Linked DNA regions of Homo sapiens: region 2 is linked to region 1. The links are chromatin loops, found by intact Hi-C in ENCODE. Cell type or tissue: mammary epithelial cell. All regions are shown on one strand.

Region 1 (2,500 bases):
GTGTTCACTCGAGTGCTGATGTGTCTGCTCCCCGCCTCCAGGTAAATACTTTGGCTGTGGGTGTGTGGGCCGGACGGGCACCTCTCTCATCTGATGAGGCCTCACACGACATTCTAGAAACAGCTGGCTGAACACCAAGCAAGGAGCTTGCCCTTGGGTGTGGGGACCCTGTCTCATGGGAGGCAGCTGAGTCAGTCAGAGGTCCTGGCACACCTGCTGAGAGCTGCCACCCAGGCCAACCTGAACCGGAGCCTGGGAAGACTTCCCGTCGGATGAGTCTCTTTGAGTGCAGCATTGATGGTGGAAGAGCAGAGAGGCCCCAGATAAGCAGGGAAAGGTGCTTCAGACAGAGTGGCTGGGATGAGGACTGGGGAGTGTCAGATAGCGCTGGCGTGTCTGAGCGAAGGAGCTCTGGCACCCATGGCACAGGAAGGAGGTGGGACCCTGGAGGGGCAGGGCTAGCAGAGCTCCTCGGAGCGTGTGGCTAGGTGCCTGGTAATGCAAGCCCCCTGTCCTCCACCCTCTGTTGTACTGAGTCACAGTCTCCGGGGTGAAGCCTAGCAGTCTGCGTTGACAGGCCCCAGGGGATGCCGCTACTTCCTGAATTCTGAATTCTGGAAACTGAGCCGGAGTTCAGGGCCTGGCTCCCATTACCAGGGTTGGGCGTTATCCTGAAAATCATAGGCCTTGGTTTCCTCACTTGGCTAACAGGGGTGATCCCCATCCCCTCAATGGGTTTCCGTGAGCTCCTGAGAGCCCGTAGCATGGTACTTGGCACATGCTGGGCATCAGGAGGTATGGCCTCTCTTGCTATTGTTGTTATTGGTAGACACAGAAGGATTTAAAAGTAGGGGAATGCAAAGATCCGATTTGCTAGGGAAGAGGGCAGTAGTGGCCAAGTAGAGGGTGGATCCTGGGCCCTGGCTGGCAGCAGGCAGCAAGGGGGGCTGCCAGGGCCCAGGCAGGGACGATCTGTAGACCGAGAGGCTTCCTAAGGCTCTTGGACAGGAGGAGGTGTCGGTTCCAAGCCTAAGGAGTGGGGCAGCCCTGGTGACTGGTGGTCAGTGGTGCCAGGCGGTGGGTGGTAGGACACCCTGGCAGGCAAGTAGGTTTGTGTGGGGGAAACTGATAGGCCCCTCCAGGGATTCGTTGGTGGACAACACCTGTGATGTCCAGTGGGAGGTGTCCAGGTAGCTGGGAGGGCCACAGGCTTGGAAGACCTAGGTGGTGACATCAGCCCAGCACTGAGGGCTAGAAGAAGCTGTGTCTCTGGCTGTGACGGCACCCTAGAGTGTGTGTGGTGCCCTCTACTGGCCGGCAATGTGGGTCCACCGTAGCTCAGACTGCACACTGCAGCAGCGGGAACGGCCTCTAAGCCAACTTCCTCCATGTGTTTCAGGTCCCAAATGCCAGTGAGCAGCCAACAGGCCTCCCCATGCACACCTGAGCAGGACTGGCCCTGCTGGACTCCCTGCTCCCCCAAGGGCTGTCCAGCAGAGACCAAAGCAGAGGCCACCCCGCGGTCCATCCTCAGGTCCAGCCTGAACTTCTTCTTGGGCAATAAAGTACCTGCTGGTGCTGAGGGGCTCTCCACCTTTCCCAGTTTTTCACTAGAGAAGAGTCTGTGAGTCACTTGAGGAGGCGAGTCTAGCAGATTCTTTCAGAGGTGCTAAAGTTTCCCATCTTTGTGCAGCTACCTCCGCATTGCTGTGTAGTGACCCCTGCCTGTGACGTGGAGGATCCCAGCCTCTGAGCTGAGTTGGTTTTATGAAAAGCTAGGAAGCAACCTTTCGCCTGTGCAGCGGTCCAGCACTTAACTCTAATACATCAGCATGCGTTAATTCAGCTGGTTGGGAAATGACACCAGGAAGCCCAGTGCAGAGGGTCCCTTACTGACTGTTTCGTGGCCCTATTAATGGTCAGACTGTTCCAGCATGAGGTTCTTAGAATGACAGGTGTTTGGATGGGTGGGGGCCTTGTGATGGGGGGTAGGCTGGCCCATGTGTGATCTTGTGGGGTGGAGGGAAGAGAATAGCATGATCCCACTTCCCCATGCTGTGGGAAGGGGTGCAGTTCGTCCCCAAGAACGACACTGCCTGTCAGGTGGTCTGCAAAGATGATAACCTTGACTACTAAAAACGTCTCCATGGCGGGGGTAACAAGATGATAATCTACTTAATTTTAGAACACCTTTTTCACCTAACTAAAATAATGTTTAAAGAGTTTTGTATAAAAATGTAAGGAAGCGTTGTTACCTGTTGAATTTTGTATTATGTGAATCAGTGAGATGTTAGTAGAATAAGCCTTAAAAAAAAAAAAATCGGTTGGGTGCAGTGGCACACGGCTGTAATCCCAGCACTTTGGGAGGCCAAGGTTGGCAGATCACCTGAGGTCAGGAGTTCAAGACCAGTCTGGCCAACATAGCAAAACCCTGTCTCTACTAAAAATACAAAAATTATCTGGGCATGGTGGTGCATGCCTGTAATCCCAGCTATTCGGA
Region 2 (2,500 bases), 56 kb before region 1:
AGGTTGGTCTTAAACTCCTGACCTTAAGTGATCTGCCAGCCTTGGCCTCCCAAAGTGCTGGGATTATAGGCATGAGCCACCACACCCGGCCAGGAGGAGTATATTTCAATAGTTGTCAAATTATCTGTTTTCCAGAAATACCAAGGGGTAAAAAAACGCTTCCTTCATTTTTTTCTTTGCATTTGTGCCTTGCCTCTACAATGGATGGTCAATTTGGCCACAGTCAAGGACGGTGGTCAAGAGCATGGGCCTGAGCCAGCTCTAGGTCTGAATCCTGGTTTTGCTGCTTCCAGTCTGTGTGACTTTGAACAAGTTGCTTAACCTCTCTGAACCATAGCATCCTCCCCTGAGAAATGGAAATGATAACGGTACCTGCCTACAGACCCTGGCCCAGAGGAGCACAGGCAAAGGCCCTGCTCAAAGGCCAGCTAAGCAGAGTTGGCGTGAGTGTGTCCCATTGACATGGGGCCAGTCCTCATTCATCACTGGCTCAGGGCAGCAAGAACAGTAAGGACACAACTGAACCCCAAGCTTAGGATTCAGGTGTTTGGCTGTGAGACTCGGGACATGTGTTGTAACTGCCTTCAGGCTCGGGGGGCAGTGGGGGTTAGGAGCACACAGAGTCTGACTCACGGGGCCCTTGACCTTGGCCAAGCCTCTAACACCATCACAGGGCCAGACCTACCTCGAGGCTGGGGGGTATGAGACATATGAGCCCCAGGAAGAAGTTCTCAGTGGAGATTTGGAAGCTGAAGTTGAAGACGTTCAGCTCATGCAGGTTGGGGGAGGTGCTCTGGGGGCAGATGTCCACTGTCCCATGGAAGGGCGACACCGTGATGGTGGAGGGGCAGTCTGCAAAGGGCAAGTTGTTGCTCAGAGCCCCATCGATGTAGCGCTGCAATTTGTGGGGAGCAGGTGGGTGGTGCTGCCCTCTCAGAGGGCCTCCCACACTGGCTGCAGCCGGTGACCCTCCAGCTGTCCCTGAGTCACCAGGGCCACTCCAGCCCAGGAGGCTGAACGCCCCCCAGGAGCAGGGGGAGGGCCTGGCACACAGTAGGTGCTCAAGGAGCGCTGGTTTCCTCCACCCAAGCACCTCTCCACGGTGTGCACCCCAGGCTGCCCAGAGCACAGAACGGGGTTCCAGAGTGCACTCACCTCCCCTCTGAACTCGGGGGGGATCAGCCCGCAGTAGAAAGGAAAGTATAAGGTGCAGACCAAGGCCTAGGAAGAGAAGAGTCAGCAGGAACACAACTGTGCATGCTTCTTGCATTCAGAACCTTCCTAGGCACGGTTTCTAATCCCAACAGCCTGCAAAGGAGGTGTCATCAGTCCCACGTCCAGATGAGGGAGCTGAGGCATCACCTCCCAGCCAAGCTCTCCAAGGGAAGCAGGGATTGGAGCACCTCTGTCTTGACACCCACCTCCTCTTTCTGTGGGTGTGCAGGGAAGGAGGCCAGGTGCAGGCTCCTGAGGAAGCCAGCCGGGGACCCCAAAGAGTGGCCCAGACTCCTTGCCTGTGTAGCAGTTGGGATGGGGCCTGGCACATAGTAGGTGCTCAGTACACATTAGCTGCCGTGACTGTTATCAGTCTGTGGGAACAAAACTGTCACCTGCATCTCCATCTGGTCAGGGCCAGGATGGGTTCTGCACCTCCCAGAGAGAGTTGGGACGTTTCCAAGGGTTCCATGAGACAAAGTCCTATATTCAAAAGTTTGCAAGCTCTGGGTTGGTGGTTCTCAACTAGGAGTGATTTTCTCCCCTACAGGACACCTAACAATGTCAGAGACATTTTTGGTTGTCACACTGTGTGCCTGCACTTGAGCGTGCGCGTACACACTATTGGCAAATAATAGTGTCAGGGTGTATGTGAAGCATCTTTTTTAGACATCCTATTTCATTTCAATACTGGATGGTTCCTTACCTCCTTACTTGGAGATGAGTTCATTATCGATACCGCCTGCCCCCCAGAACCACTGAGCATAGAAGCCCCAGGAAGGCAAGGGTTTCTGTCTGTTTTGCTCCCTGTTACAGTCACAGTGCCTAGAATAGTGACTGGCACATAATAGGTGTTCAATAAATGTCAACCCACCGCCAAAAAGCGGCGGGAGGATGGAGTGGGGTGGAGGCTGGGGCTAGCCAGCTGCCCTCTGGAAAGAGCAGTCCCTGTGGGGGCCCTGACTCAGCAGCCTGACTCTGCCGGGCCCCAGCCAGACCCTTCTGTGTGCAGCAACCTGGAAAGTCTCCAGACCCACCCTGCCGACCCTCTCTGGGCCTCAGTTTCCTCACCTACAAACAGGTCCACCCGCCCTCCCTCCTTCCGCCCCTGCAGAAACGTCTGACGGGGAAGTACCTGGATGTCACTCTGGACTAGATGGAGCCCGCCCACCAGCCAAGCCCTGGGCACCCCCCGCCCCACACCTGGATGAGCTCATCGCAGGTGGCGAAGTCAGTGACCAAGAAGTTGCGTCCGTCAGGCCAGCGGGTCAGCGAAATGCCCAGC

The links. Hi-C counts contacts between places; a loop is a spot of excess contacts. Peaks named below come from ENCODE experiments on the same cell type or tissue, not always from the same donor. Only the 100,000 strongest peaks of a DNase experiment are listed, where the experiment ranks them.
Region 2: a loop joins it to region 1, with 8 times the contacts of the local background. A loop is called at or near these places in 18 of 110 quality-filtered maps.

What each region holds. Positions count from the first base shown.
Region 1 is chr22:43,944,755-43,947,254 of GRCh38, forward strand. PNPLA3 (patatin like domain 3, 1-acylglycerol-3-phosphate O-acyltransferase) reads left to right here. Exons shown (of 9, transcript NM_025225.3): 8 at 1-41; 9 at 1,400-2,500. The coding sequence ends at 1,628. Among named protein-coding and RNA genes, the nearest start is that of SAMM50, 9.4 kb to the right of the region's middle. RefSeq lists enhancers at 1,056-1,215, 1,155-1,449. In mammary epithelial cell, CTCF peaks have their summits at 1,312 (motif pointing left) and 1,721; no DNase peak of the experiment used is centred here.
Region 2 is chr22:43,888,644-43,891,143 of GRCh38, forward strand. PNPLA5 (patatin like domain 5, triacylglycerol lipase) reads right to left here. Exons shown (of 9, transcript NM_138814.4): 2 at 2,419-2,500; 3 at 1,156-1,221; 4 at 686-895. Among named protein-coding and RNA genes, the nearest start is that of PNPLA5, 2.1 kb to the right of the region's middle. In mammary epithelial cell, a CTCF peak has its summit at 1,342 (motif pointing right); no DNase peak of the experiment used is centred here; H3K27me3 peaks cover 334 bases.